2 separate regions of the Homo sapiens genome follow, and region 2 is linked to region 1. The links are chromatin loops, found by intact Hi-C in ENCODE. Cell type or tissue: GM12878. All regions are shown on one strand.

Evidence for each region. Hi-C counts contacts between places; a loop is a spot of excess contacts. Peaks named below come from ENCODE experiments on the same cell type or tissue, not always from the same donor. Only the 100,000 strongest peaks of a DNase experiment are listed, where the experiment ranks them.
Region 2: a loop joins it to region 1, with 2.1 times the contacts of the local background. A loop is called at or near these places in 1 of 110 quality-filtered maps.

The regions. Positions count from the first base shown.
Region 1 is chr20:11,375,706-11,383,705 of GRCh38, forward strand. All of the region lies in intron 1 of LOC105372529 (a long non-coding RNA gene), which reads right to left. Among named protein-coding and RNA genes, the nearest start is that of LINC02871, 350 kb to the left of the region's middle. RefSeq lists an enhancer at 4,869-4,918. In GM12878, no CTCF peak of the experiment used is centred here; a DNase peak (open chromatin) is centred at 4,806; H3K27ac peaks cover 922 bases.
Region 2 is chr20:11,300,793-11,308,792 of GRCh38, forward strand. No RefSeq gene overlaps it. Among named protein-coding and RNA genes, the nearest start is that of LINC02871, 280 kb to the left of the region's middle. In GM12878, no CTCF peak of the experiment used is centred here; a DNase peak (open chromatin) is centred at 4,739.

The sequences.
Region 1 (8,000 bases):
CATGGCAAAATACTTGTGATTTGATTATGCTGTAATTAAAGAGTTACATAAACAATATCTTTGGAAAGGAACAAACGGGCTTCCTTGAAAGAGGGATTTTGGTCAGCTCCAGCTGGTATCTCAGGCCCCTTCATGAGGAGAAAACTCTCACCCCCAGGTAAACTCCTCTCTCTGCCTCTTAGAAGTTGCCCTTAGTTTTATGCCTGCCTGTGTGTGTGTTGTGAGTGTAGATCATGGGAGATGGGGAGTGGGCAGAGGGAGGATTTTTTAAAAAATAAATGACATCTTTAATAGACAATTTTAAAACAGGTTGAAATACAAGTAATAAAGACAAGCACTTTAAATTTAGAAAAGGCTTGGGATCTTGAAGCCAAAAAGCCTAGTAATGAGAAACCCCAAGGGCAGAGTGGGATCTGTCTTGTAAAACCAGTCGATCAAATGTTTATTACTGTATAAGGAAGAACCTTTGAACTCATGTGGTTTGCTCTCATGTGTCCCAGAAACTATTTCCTCCAGGAGCACAGATTCTAAGTTTCTTAACCATAGGTTTCTCGCAACTTTTGGCAGTCAAGAGAGGTCTTTAGCAGGGAAGGTGGGCATTCCACCTTCCAAAGAAAGCACACCAGTCAGGATAATTTAGAAAGAAACCCAGAGGTTTGGCCTCAGGTTTACATTGAATCTTTATCTTTGGGTATTAGGAGCGCTTTTCTTTTCAAGTCCCTACTGCAATCCCTGCTTATTATACAGTTACAAGAAAGGTGGGAACCAATGAGAATAAATGTCAAATTATTTAACTATAGTTAACTTTCACAGTACATTTTCTTTTAATTTCCTAGATTTCAATCTTTTTCATGTTGTAATCTTTGCTACATTTGGCAATGAGTCATTCATCATGTTCACTGATCCAAGTTTCCCACCAATAATTTACAACCTATTCTTAAATAAAAATAAACATCAACTGCAACTTTATTTTTCTTTAGACATTTTCACCTCCTCAGCTTTCAAATATTAGAAACTAAATCCTATGAGCCTTTCATTTACTAAATAGCTTAAGCCAGCAAACTGAGCTGAAATCAACTTGCTTTTCCATTAGACATATTGGCAATTTTTCTAAAGCTGGAATGAGAGAAGAGGTCTGGGGTTTGGGGAGTTTGCCTTAGAGGCTGTGGTAGATTGACGCCATTTCTAGTCCTATTCATGACTTTTCTCTATCCCAACCTTTTGCACCAAGACTCTGAAACTCTTCTCACCAATAATTGAAGCCCATTTCCCTCACTGTTTGAATCTGGACTGCCTTGTGACTTGTTTTTGCCAATAGAATGTGGCAGAAATAATGGGAGGTCTTTTCTAGGCTTCAAGAGACTTCATGCTTTTCCTATCTGTCATAGAAGCTTCCACAGCTACCACGTGAACCAGCCCAGGCCAGCCTGTTGGAAGTTGAGAGGCACATGGAGACTTTAGCAGCCTCAGCCAAGAACAATATAAACCAGTCTAGACCCCTAAACATGTGAGGGAGCCCAGCCAATATCAGCATAGCTGCCTCCCAACCCACAGCTGACCACAGATGCATGAGTGAGCTTGTCTAAGGCCAGCAGAACCACCTGATGCATGGAAATGCATGAGCAATGAAAGATACTCATTGTTCTGAGTGCCTGAGTTTTGAGGTAGTTTGTTATACACTAGTATTTTACGGATACAAATATTTAAGAAAGATATTGTTTCTGGATCACTGCAACATCCACAGAGGTAAGCAAGTGAAGACACCAACATCCATATCATGTTTATGAAAGTACCATAGAGGAACATTGGTCATTAATGACAAATATGCAACAGATACTAATGAGATCTGAGACAGCTATTCTAGGAATAAAGTAGGAAAACCAACAGATATGGTACTCATCCTCAGGGATCTTACAGTCTATTGGAGATGATAGATATTTCAAATTATTTATGTTGAAGTGAAAGGGAAAGAAAAAGACAGTGGATCTCAATCCTGGCAGTACATTAGAATCATCTGGGGAAAATTAAAAATATACCAATGATGAGTCCCATCACAAACCAATGAAATCAAAATCTTTGTGGTTGGGTTCTGAGTATCAGTGTTTTTGGATGCTCCCCAGATGATTACAATGTGTGGTGCAGATTGACAATTACTGGTCTGCAGTGCTTTTCCAAGAGCAGTCGTAGACCACCAGCAGCATCAATCAGGAGCTTGTTGGAAAATGAGAATCTCAGATCCCACTTCTGAATTGCTGAGTCAGAATCTATAGATGAAACATGGGAGTGGCAACCTATATTCTGACAAATTATTTGTGTGATTCTTATGCAAGCTAATGTTTGAGAAGCACTGGTCTTTGTTTGGGGGCAGCCAAAATTGACATCAACTATTGATTATTTGGTACAATTGATGCAGGTCAGGCAAGCCCCCAAATTGGGGCTTAGCCCAGGACGGTTCATGGCTTTGTCCAGAAAAGAATTCAAGGCTGAGCTGTTGGTGTTAAACAACTTTTATTGAAGCAGTTGGGTACAGCAGCAGCAGAGGAGCCGTTCTCTCTTCGGCAGCTCTACCCCACAGACACTGTGCCCAGAGCAGCAGCTCAGAGGCAGTTCTGCACTCATATTCATATGCACTTTTGATGATATGCAAGTTAAAGGGCAGTTTATGCAGAAATTCCTAGGATGAAGGTGCTAACTTCCAGGTTGTCAGGTCATTGCCATGGAAGGAAAGGGGTGGTAACTCCTGGTGTTGCCATGGCAACAGTAAACTGGCATGGAACACTTGAGGAGTGTGCCATGTCTTTTGAAGAGGTGCTTACCCCCCTCACCTGTTTTAGCCAGTCCTCAATTTGGTACTCTATCTGAGTCCCACCTCCAGTGTTGTGCCTCCTACCTCACAATCACCAACACACTCACACACACAAGTACTCCTAAGAATAAAGTAAATTGTCAGCATTGTTTTCCTAGGCACAAAGGTGAGGCATATGTGTATTGAGTGTTCAGTAATTAATATGAGTGAGTTATACAACAAACTCATATGATACTTATTTTAACCTTGCTCATGATTTGAGTGTTCTGTTAGCCACTCTGTTTAAATTCTCTAGAAATTGTTCTCCACAAATACCAGAATTTACAACTTTATTTTAAGACAGGAGTCTAATGGTGCCATGTCTACCAGCATTTCCTCTCTTCTATAGTTTCCATCTCAATTTGTAATATAATATTTTAAGAGTTGTCCTCATTTCTGGATGGGCTTAGAGGCTAATCCAGATTTAGTTACCTTTGAAAGGGTCACTCTCCATCAAATTAAGGAGATCATATTCCAGATTTTCCTGGGACAGTCCTAGTTTATGCCTGTTCCCTGGGCATAATTATTAATAGCATCTCCTTTCACTCTCTGAAATGTCCCAGTTTAGACAATATATTATTGATTACCTTACCTAATATTAATAACTGCATTATCTTTTGGAAGAAGTAATTTTTGCCTTTTTAAATAAAACTATAAATTGCTATTAGATGTAAACATTTCTTGGGGGGCAGGGCCAAGATGGCCTACTAAAAACAGCGGTGTTCGTTGGCTCCATCGGAAAAAAAACATAATAAGCATGTGAATCCTTCACCAGCAACAAAGGCATACAGGTTCTCTCATCAGAACTGACTAGGAGGCTGGCGTGACCCACAGGATGAAGCAACAACAGTGTGGTACAGTGGCCAACCTGAGAGCTACATGGGGGACGGGGAACCTCCTCCCCCCAGCCAAGGGAAGTGGTGAGAGAGCGTGCTACCCAGCTGAGGAAACTGTGCTTTTTCCACAGAACTCTGCAACTCACGGATCAGAAGATCTCACTCGCGAATCCATGCCACTGGGGACTAGCGTCCCAACTCCAGAATGCACAGACTCTTAACAGCCGCTCAGCTGGAATCTGCTTAAGCCTATGGAACTCCCACAGGGAGAGACAACCAGCACCGCACTTCGGCTGCCTGCTGTCTAAGCACTTTGAGCTCCTTGGGGGAGGGGCAGCAGCCAGCACTAGGACTGGCAACCGCCAAACACGCTAAGCTCCCTAGGTGGGGGAAGGGCGGCACCCATCTCTATAGCCCCAGGCTGTGCTTTTCCCCTGCTGGAGCCAGAGAGGCTGGATTCCTTGGTCCTAAGACTTGTCCCCCACAGCCCAACACTGCAGCTGTGGCAGTCTGTGGCCAGAGTGCCTCTTCAGGCTTAACCCTGACCCATCCTTCCTCATTGGGCAGGGCTTCCCTGCAGGAACTCCAATAACTCCAGCCAGAGAGGTTCAGGGACAGAATCTGGATCTCCCTGGGCCCGAGCCCTTAGGGGGAGGGGTGGCCACAGTCTCTATGGAGCAGCAGACTTAGCCTCTCATCCTGGTAGTTCTGAGAAATCCAGGCAGCACAGATAAGTGTGTTTCTCCCCAGTGAATCATACCCTCTCCACTAAAGGACAAAGTTCTTCATTAAACAGGTCCTGTTCCCTGTGCTACCCAACTGGGTGAGACCCACCAATCGGAGTTGTCAGACACCCTATACAGGAGCAATCCTGCTGGCATCAGGTTGGTGCCCCTCTAGGTCAAAGATGCCAGAAGAAGGAGCAGGCACCCATCATTGCTGTTTTCCAGCCTCCTTGAGTGACATCTCTAGGCACAGGAGCAAATCAGATTAATAGGGCCTGAACTGAACCCCCAGTAAACTACAGCAGCCCTACAGAAGAGGGAACTGACCACTGGGGGGAAAAAAAAAAACAGAAAGCAACAACAGGAGCATCAACCACAACAACAACAACAAAAAGCCCCCACAAAAACCCCATTCACGGGTCAGCAGCCTCAAAGACTGAAACTAGACAAACTCATGAAGATGAGAAAGAATCAACAAAAGAATGCTGAAAACCCAGAAGGCCAGAGTGCCTCTTCTCTTGTAAATGATCACAACATTTCTCCACCAAGGGCACAGAACAGGATGGAGGATGAGATGGATGCATTGACAAAAGTAGGCTTCAGAAGATGGGTAATAAAAAACTACACAGAGCTAAAGGAACATATCCTAACCCCATGCAAATAAACTAAGAACATTGATTAAAAAGTTCAAGGAATTGCTAACTAGAATAACCAGTTTAGAGAGCAACATAAACCAGCTGACAGAGCTGAAAAACACAGCACGAGAACTTTGTGAAGCATACACAAGTATCAATAGCTGAATCGACCAAGAGGAAGAAAGGATATCAGAGTTTGAAGACCACTTTGCTGAAATAAGGCATGCAGACAAAACTAGAGAAAAAAAAGAATGAAAAGGAATGAACAAAGCCTCCAAGAAATACAGGACTCCATAAAAAGACTGAACCTACAACTGATTGGAGTACCAGAGGAGACAGGGAGAATGGAAACAAGCTGGAAAACACAGTTCAGGATATTATCCAAGAGAACATCCCCAAACTAGCAAGAAAGGCCAAGATGCCAATTCAGGAAATACAGAGAACACCATTAAGATATTCCATGAGAAGATCAGACCGGAATGCATAATCATCAGATTCTCCAAGGTCAAAATGAAGAACAAACAGTTAAAGCCAGCCAGAGAGTAAGGCCAGGTCACCTACTAAGGGAAGCCCATCAGACTAACAGCAGATATCTCAGGAGAAACTGTACAAGCCAGAAGAGATTGGGGGCCAATATTAACATTCTTAAAAAAAAAATTTTCAACCTAGAATTTTATATACAGCCAAACTAAGCTTCATAAGTGAAGGAGAAATAAAATCCTTTCAGACAAGCAAATGCTGAGTGATTTTGTTACCATCAGGCCTGCCTTACAAGAGCTCCTGAAAAAAACACTAAATATGGAAAGGAAAAGTTGGTACCAGTCACTGCAAAACACACCAAAATATAAAGACCAATGACACTATGAAGAAACTGCATCAACTAGTGTGCAGAATGATGAGATAGCATCATGATGACAGGATCAAATTCACACATAATAATAATAACCTTAAATGTAAATGGGCTAAATGCCCAAAGTAAAAGACATAGACTGGCAAATTGGATAAAGATTCAAGACCCATCAGTGTGCTATATCCAGGAGAACCATCTCATGTGCAAAGACACACACATTGGCTCAAAATAAAGGGTTGGAGGAAAATTTACCAAGAAAATGGAAAGCAAAAAAAAAAAAAAAAAAAAGCAGGGGTTGCAATCCTAATCTCAAATAAAACAGACTTTAAACCAACAAAGATCAAAATAGACGAAAAAGGGTATTACATAATGGTAAAGGGAAAAATTCAACAACAAGAGCTCACTATCCTAAGTATATATGCACCCAATACAGGAGCACCCAGATTCATAAAACAAGTTCTTAAAACTAAGAAGAGACTTAGACTCTCATACAATAATGGTGGGAGACTTTAACACCCCACTGTCAATATTAGACAGATGAAGGAGACAGAAAATTAACAAGGATATTCAGGGCTTGAACTCAGCTCTGGATCAAGTGGATCCAGTAGACGCCTACAGAACTCTCTACCCAAAATCAACAGAATATACATTTTTCTCAATGCCACATGGCACTTATTCTAAAGTGGAACACATAATTGGAAGTAAAACACTCCTCAGCAAATGCAAAAGAATGGAAATCATAACAGTCTGTCAGACCACAGTGCAATCAAATTAGAACTCAGGATTAAGAAACTCACTCAAAACCACACAATTACATGGAAATTGAACAACCTGCTCCTGAATGAATCTGGGGTAAATAATGAAATTAAGGCAGAAATCAAGAGTTCTTAGAAACCAGTTAGAACAAACAGACAATGTACCAGAATCTCTGGGAAACAACTAAAGCAGTGTTAAGAGGAAAATTTATAGCACTACTTGCTCACACCTGAAAGCTAGATTGATCTCAAATTGACACCCTAGCATCACAAAACAGCTAGAGAAGCAAGAGTAAACTAATCCAAAAGCTAGCAAAAGACAAGAAGTAATTAAGATTAAAGCAAAATTGAAGGAGATAGAGACATGAAAAACCCACCAAAAAATCAATGAATCCAGGAGCTGATTTTTTGAAAAATTAACAAAATAGGTAGGCCACTATCTAGACTAATAAGGAATAAGAGAGAGAAGAATCAAATAGACACAATAAAAAATGATAAAGGGGATATTACTACTGACCACATAGAAATAAAAACTACCTTTAGAGAATCCTATAAACACCTCTACGCAAATAAACTAGAAAATATAGAATCTATGGATAAATTCCTGGACACATACACCCTCCCAGGACTAAACCAGGAAGAAGTCAAATCCCTGAAAAGACAAAATACAAATTCTGAAATTAAAGCAGTAATTAATAACCTACCAACCAATAAAAGCCCAGGACCAGACAGATTCACAGCTGAATTCCACCAGTTACAAAAAGGAGCTGGTACCATTCCTTCTAAAACTATTCCAAACAATTGGAAAAAAGGGACTCCTCCCTAACTCATTTTATGTAGCCACCATCATCCTGATATCAAAGCCTGGCAGAAACACAACAAAAAAAGAAAACTTCAGGTCAATATCCCTGATGAACATCGAAGTAAAAATCAGAAAATACTGGCAAACCAAATCTAGCAGCACATCAAAAAATTTATCCACCACAATCAAGTAGGCTTCATCCCTGGGATGAAGGCTGGTTCAACATACACAAATCAGTAAACATAATCCATCACATGAACAGAACCAAAGACAGAAACCACATGATTATCCCAATAGATGCAGAAAAAGGCCTTTGATATAATTCAACATCCCTTCATGTTAAAAACTCTCAATAAACTAGATATTGATGGAACATATCTCAAAATAATAAGAGCTATTTGTAACAAACCCACAGCCACTATCATATTGAATGGGCAAAAGCTGGAAGCATTCCCTTTGAAAACCGGTATAAGACAAGGATGCCCTCTGTCACCACTCCTATCCAACATAGTATTGGAAGTTCTGGCCAGGGCTCAGCTGGGACTGTCTGCT
Region 2 (8,000 bases), 75 kb before region 1:
GGGAGGCTGAGGCAGGAGAATGGCATGAACCCAGGAGGCAGAGCTTGCAGCGAGCCGAGATCGCGCCACTGCACTCCAGCCTGGGCGACAGAGCGAGACTCCGTCTCAAAAAAAAAAAAAAAAAAAAAAAAAAAAAAAATAATAATAATACACAGAAAAGCATGTATATGAACAATCATAGCAGCGTTATTTTAATATCTTGAAAATATTATCATAATTCAAAGAAGCCAGTCACAAAAGGCCACATATTATATGACTCCATTTATAGAAAATGCCCCAAATAGGCAAATCTATAGAGACAGAAGTTAGAATAGTGTTTCCTAGGGCTGTGCAGGGGGAAGAAGTGGAAAAGTGACTGCTAATGGGTACAGGGTTTTTTCCTGAGATGATGAGGACATTCTAAACTTAGATTGTAGTGATAATTGCTTAACACTGTGAATATACCAAAAACCATTGAGGTGCATGCTTTCCATCGGTAAATCTTCTGGTATGTGAATTATAGCTCAATGAAACCATTTTTAAAGTGACCCTTCTGATTTATTTGTACTTATTTAAAAGTAAGGTTTGGGTCATCAAGGTTGGGTATTTTGCGAAGGGGAAATGTGAAACTTGTGGGTAGATAAACTAGGTTTAAAACAGCATCTTACCTTAGCACATGCCAGTCTTCTGAAATGAAATAATTTATCAAAGAAATTGGGCTATCACTGTCCCCATATTCACAAAGCTAAATCATTTATCATCTTCCCTTGTAAACTTTGCCGTTGGGAACTAATTTTAATGCTCACATAAAAGGAGATTCATTCTGGAACTTCCAAGTGACTGGATTCTATAAAGCACGTTTGCTGTTTAACCCAGGAAGACTTGCCTCAGGGATTAGGAGACGGAACACTGCAAAACTGTTCCCAAAACTGCACCCTAAGTGTGGTTATTTCACACCCATGGCGGCGGGCTTAGAACGAGGTTTTATTTCTTCTCCTCCTTTCTCTGTGGCACCAATTGTGTTGGGGAGTAATGAGACAGGAGTGCCACACAAAGGATTTTCCTCTAGCCTCTAGGAGAAGCCGGTCTGCCCAGTCTTCCCAAGTGACCGAACCAACTGTGGGGCTGGCTGGGCCCTGGGTGGAGGGAAGAGAGAGGAGCTGATCGGGTTTCCCAGCTTTGAAGTAAAGAATGAGCCAGAATGAAGAAGCTCCTGATCAAAGGCTGCTGAGCGATAAGGAAGGCGACATGAACTCTCCAGGGAGAACCCAGGCACCTGAGGCCAGGTGGGGAGAGGGCAGCCAGCTTTCTGAACGGGCGCTTTGTTTCTGCTCCTTTTCACAACAGGAAACATTTGAAGCAATTGGAACCAGCAATTTATAAGTCAGATTGGCCTAATGTGACGGTTCTCAAACTTTGAGGTGCATCAGAGTTGCTTGGGGAAGTTTCTGGAAGTACAAGTGACTGGGCATCTCTCCCAAAGGTGCAAAAATTCCTTAGATCTGAGGTAGGAAATCTCAACTCTGCATTTTTATTAAGTTCTTAGGGAAATGTATTTTCTTTATCTGGTAGTAAAATTAGAATTTCAAACACACTTCAAAAACCCTCACAGAAGAGATGGTTCACTTATAGTAAATCTAAGCTACCAATTTTCCTAATACATGATATGACACTCAAGGAAGTTTCTCTGGGTACCCATATGCTTTTGTTAACATCTCAGGAATCGGGCTAGGTGCTGAGGGTGGAGATGAATAACACAGCCTTGTTTCCAAGAGCTCAGCATCTTGTTGAGGAGACAGACATGTAAACAAAATCAATGAAGTATTATAAGAAGAATGTATAAGGCCCTGTTCCAGCCCAGTAAGAGAATGAGTAAGTCTGCCTGGAGGGTGGGAGGAGAGACAGCTGAGGCTTTCCCAAAAATGCAAGGTTGGAAGCCTATGTCTTCAGTATTAAGGAGCAGCTTGCCATCCCAGGATGGGCAGGGGCCGGTGGCCTGGAAAGGAAGTGGGAATATTCCAGTCCGAGGGAAGTTCTGTGCAGAAACTGAACAGACCTGAGAACCCTGGGAGGTTTGGTATGAGCATGCAGAGGAAGTTGGTGATGGGGTGGGGATAATGTAGAAATTGGTCTCAATATGAAAGTACCTGTGACCTCATTGAAGGAAGCTTTTGGCCTTTGCTTATATGGGACAAGCACTTAATGCAGGAGTTTGTCCTATATCTGGGAACCACAGAAGCTGCAATCCTGGGTATAAAATTGTTACTCGAGTCCAGTACACTCGAATTGGGCAAATATAAGGGATGTGTTCCCAGAATTATAAAAACTCAGTATTTATTTCCCATTATATTTTGCAACCACCAACTGACTACTAATAAGAATTACTATTTTCAAGGTACTTTACCATTAAAGAGAAAAATTTACAGCCATTTTCACCTATGCTTTTCATGGCCTTATAGTAACCATGTTAAAGTAGGTGTTATTGGCTGAGCTTTCTAGAAAAAGACATTTCTTAGAGAGGCAAAACAACTATTCAACATCACACAGCTTATGAAGTAGCAGACCTAAGACTCAAACACACACCTTTTTATTATAAATCTCATGATTTTATACTACGATATATCAATTTACTGAGCAAAAGTATAACTCTAAACAAACAGACACAATTAGAGACCAGCAACTATACCACAAAGCTCTGTCACAATCTCGAAGAGACATTCAAGAGGGAAATTTTACAATTTCTGTATTTGTCAAAATAGGCTTAACTAGGCTGCGGTTACAGAAAAATAGGCAAAACAAAAACAAAAACAAAAAAACAAAAAAACACCACAACGATAAAGAATGAGTGTCTAGGACTTACTACAGTAGGAGAATACTTTTTGCTCACTTCACAGTGTGACGCAGTTTGGACAGCACTCCTGGGCGTCTCTCCTGCCCATGGCAACTCAAGGCCCAGGCTATTTCCACCTTGGGGCCACACCTTCTATGGCTGCAAAGTTGCCCTGACTGCATCTAGCCAGCAAATGTGACTGTGTAAAAACATCTCGATGTGGCTCTTGGCCTAGCCACATGCCTTGCTTTGGACAATGAGATATTAACAACTGTGGAGCCAACAAAGGCTTGAAAAAGCCCTGCATACCTGGCCTTGCTTCTCCTTGTACCCTAGCCACCTAGACCAATGTTCTGCCAAATGAAAAATATTCTCCTTAACACCAGAACGTCGTGTGCTGTGAGGAGAATAAATGTGGCCATTAGTGATTGACTTCAGTTCTCTTTATTGTATGTGTTCATAAATGTGTGGACAAAATGTTTTGCGATCTTGACGGCTTTTGTACAAACATCAGTTGTTTCTTATATTATAATTATCATCCTAATCGTTATAATGTCTAGGCCAACTGTACTACTGAATTAATATTCTAAGACTCAGGAATAGCTGATGCAATCAAATGAAGATGGGTGAAAAATAAAAATGGCACACATTTCCTAAAAACCATGTGTTATTAACTGAACTAAATTAATTATGCCCTACTTTAGGTTATTTGGGTAGATGGTGGCAGCCACTAAAAAGAGTTCGAGGTAAGTGAGTGTTAGTTACTCTCCCACAACTTCACTGCCAGGCTATATAATAAAATCAGGCCTTAAACCAAATTTCATCACACATGTGGACATTAATTTATAAAAGCAGTTCATAAAACTTGTCTATAAATTTGATGACATTCCAGCTCTCTGTTCTTGTAGGTGCCCCAACCACTACTTGCATGTTAGTTCATTTCAGGGAGACATAACATTCCAGAGATCTTTTCTTCTGGAATTGGGCTCAGGTATCCTCTAAAACTAATGGCTGGATACAGCATCACTTAGCAACTGAGCCCTCTATTTATACTCAATGAATTCAAATTCTCTGTTTATGTATGATTGGGAATGTATCTAATATATCTATAGTCTTCAATTTTGCCCATTTCTGGTACTCACCTTGCTTGTCAACAAGCCACTTGCTTTCACCAATATTTCTCACATTCAGTTTACTGACTAGAAAAGCCACGATCAAGATAGAGGTAAGAGATGAGCTTGTGGCAGCTGCCCCTGCAGTCTGGCACTCTGTGATTAGTGCCAACCCAGCACCCCTGGGATCTGCATTTTTGATTAGGATAATTGACTATCACTAGAGATAAAACTGAAACTAACTGACAAGCACATAATATCACACTGAAAATGCTGATGCACTTTGACACATCTCATGGGTATGGTAATGCCATGTCACTTGGGAATTAGATCTTCATTCGTACTGTCTCCAAACATCATTCAGAGCTCTCCTTGGAGCTCTTTATCATACCACTAACTATTTTCATGGTGACATGTTCGATAATGTGGCATAGAAATACATATTCCATGCTTGATGCAACCTCAAAATTCAAATTTTAAAAAGCCATTTCAGTTTTAGACATACCTCTGTAAGGTGTGGATGTTAGGCTAGATTTCTATGCAAAGAAAGGTAACAAGAATTGGGGGTACATTAATTTCCAGATATCTTGATAACCTGGCAGAGGTCCTAGCTGCAGAGTTAACTTCTTCCCTGGCAAGAAGGAAGGTATTTTATGAGACTGATTGGGTTGGATCTTGCTGTAGCTCATTGCCTGGGAGGAAACAGAAAGCTTTGTGTCTCTCAGGTATACACCCTTCAACAGTCAAACTCCTTTTCTGACCCATGGAGATGTGGTAACTTGCAGCAGCTCTAAACCAGGATTATGACTCCCACGCTGACATTAGCAATTGATTGAAATGCGGTTTCAGGCTAGGGCAGGAGGAAATAGCACAGAACAATACAGCCAAGTTCATTGTGCTAACTGCACTGCAGCTCCCTGAGAAGCAGGTGTGAGCTGAATAGAAAGGATATTATTGGCTCAAGCTTCCTCTGGGTGGTGTAGAAAGGAGAGCATGTGGTATATCTATCAACCTCACCTGACTCATAACTGATTTCCCCCATTTTTTTCTCAAATTCAGTCCTCTTCCCTCTCCTTTCTCTCTCTGTCTCTCTCTGTCTCTCCCTCTCTCTCTCGTTTTACCTGTCTGATTGGCAGTTGTTCAGATTTCCATAGAAAAACATTGGGGAAATAGTGCTCCAGAATCCAAACAAATGTAGCTCCCATCTCAAAACACAAAGCGGGAAGAATTGACTCATAGGCAGTGCCGAAGTTGGGAAGTAGAAGGAGAAAGGAAAGAATGAAAAACTTTTGTGGGCTTGTTCTCTGCCAACCCAAATGTAGACGCTTTATATTTGTTAATACATGTGTCTCACAAAATCCCTGGTGGTTAGGGATCAGTATCACAATTCAATAGGTGAAAAAAAAACTGAAGATCAAGGTATTTAAGTAACTTACCTATAGTGCCCAGGTGGTAAATGATGGAAATGGGATTCAAGACCAAGTTCCTTCATTCAAGCAAGCGGCTCCATCATCCTCTTCCTTTTCATCACCTGCTCTTGTGACAGCAACTGTGCTTGATTTGCTTTATTCATTCAGCTAATATTTATTAGGCAAAAGTTATACGACAGACACTGCATGGTAGGGACTGAAGAGTTGCTGGTGCATTTTCTATTAAACACTCATTTCCTTTCGTTTTGCTTTGGAGAGCCTCTTTTCCTGAAACCCTGGTTCATGTGGATTGAGTGGGCCTAATTCTTTTTTTTTTTTAAGATGGAGTCTCACTCTATCGCCCAGGCTGGAGTGCAGTGGCGCCATCTCAGCTGAGTGGGCCTAATTCTGTCCTGTGGATCTGGAGGCAGTCAACATTCCTGGCCACATAAATTGGTTCAGTGATATGGATGTGAACCAATCCATATCATTGAGTATTAGGCAAGGAACTTTTTCTTTTTCTCTGAAACTATTAGAAAAGAAAAGCATTTTTTGTTAGGATAGCTAAGGTGATGGAACTTAAACCTAGACTGCTGCTAGCCATCTTTCTGAAACATGGCAAGGGATTTCTTGAGAATGAAGTGCAGATGGGAAAAGTGCAGAGCCAAGAGATGAGGAGAAAGCACCATTTGGGTGCCTTAATCCTGACTAACCTGAACCTGGGACTTGAATCCCTGAGGCTTTTCAGTTATAAGAGTTCTTTTTTTTTTTTTTTTCTAGCTTAAGTTGGTTTCATGCCTTATTTCAAGAGAAGGGTGATGTCTGGCCATTATGCAAGGGTAATCAACACAGACTGGATATCTGATTTCACAAAGACTATAGTCTAGTAGGGAGATGGGCAGTAATAAACTACTCACCAAAATGACTAGTATTACAATTTATAGGTGCCCTGAGGAAAGGGACATTTTCTCTTTATCTTTAAAAGTATATCACAAAACTTTTCCTGGGAGGTGAATCAGGGAATTCTTTCCTATAAAAATTACCAGATATATGATAGATAAAAAGGATTTAAGTAGATGGAATTTGGATAAAATGTGGTTCAGATAGAGGGAACGGATACGCAAAAGGGATAATTGTGTATCTAATAAAATGAATTAATTTCAAGGTACTTGGTAGAAAAATAGTATAAGAGAGGGCTGAAAAGAGCCAAGTCCTATATGACCCCATAGACTGTAGAAAAAAAATTAAAGCCCTACCTTAAGAGAAACAAGAAGCCGTGGCAAGTTTTTCATCATGCTAACATAATCAGACTTGATTTTTGAAATGTAACCTACAGTGAGGATAGAGCAAAGGTAGCTACGGTGGATGTCAGAAAACCAGTTAGAAAACTACTGCAGTGGACTAGGTAACAGGGGATAGTATCTTGAATTGGGAAGGGATGTCAGAAGCTCTCCACTTCAGGAGAGCTAAAGTGGTTTGGGAGATATTTTAAAGGTGAATTTGGTGGGAGAGGAAGCAGAGAGAAGGGGAAGTAAGGGATGATTCTTAGTTATCCAGCTGTGCAACTAGATAGAAGATGTCCTCCTTTAATGATATAGAGATCAACAGTAGAACAAGGCCTAAGCCATTGGTTAAAGGAATAAATTCAAGCTCAATCCTGTTGAGCTAGAAGTGCCTTTGAGATATGTAAGTGGAAATGTTGAATAGGCACGTAAAATTAAGTGTCTGTGTTTGGAGCTTAGACAATAAGGTTTTAGATAGAGAAAAAAAATATATGGGAGGAACTGATGTCATGGATTGAGGCTAATTGAAGCTGTGGGTGTAAATGAAGTAGCTCAGGAAAAAAATATGGACTAAGGATTGCTGTGAGTCTAGAGATGAGCTGTGTGATACTCTAATATTTATCTGGTATTAAAAATAATTTTCATGAAGACATAAAATCATAACTTTTATAAACATGTAAATGAACACAAGTTAAAGACTTTAGTGACTTATTATTAATAATGGAACAAGGTAGATCTTACAACATGATTTAATCTTCATATTGATCTACAGATTCAACACAATTCCTATTGAAATCTCAACTGGCTTTTTCTTTTTTTATTTTTATTTTTTTTAGAAATTGACAAACTGACCCTAAAATTCATATGGAAATGTAGAGGACTCCAAATACACAAAACAACCTTCCAAAACACGAAAGAAATTTGAAAGACATACATTTTCCAATTTCAAAGCTTACTACAAAGCTATAGTAACTAAGACTCTATGGTATTGACATGAGGATAGACATATGAATCAATAGAACAGAATTGACAGACCAGAAATAAACTAACATTTATAGTCAATCGATTATCAACAAAGTGAGCAAGCAATTTGTTGGAGAAATAAGAGCCTTTTCAACAAATTATGCTGGTACAACTGGATATCTACATGCAAAATAATGAATTTGGGTGCCTATCTTACACTATATGCACAAATAACTCAAAGTGAATCACAGACCTAACTATAAGAGCTAAAACTATAAAACTATGAGAATAACACATAGGTGTAAATTGTGAAGTTAGATCAGACAGTGCTTTCTTATATATGACACCAAAGTGTCAATAGAAAAAATAGGTAAACTAGACTTCATCAAAATTAAAAACGTTTGTGTTTCAAACTACGCAATTA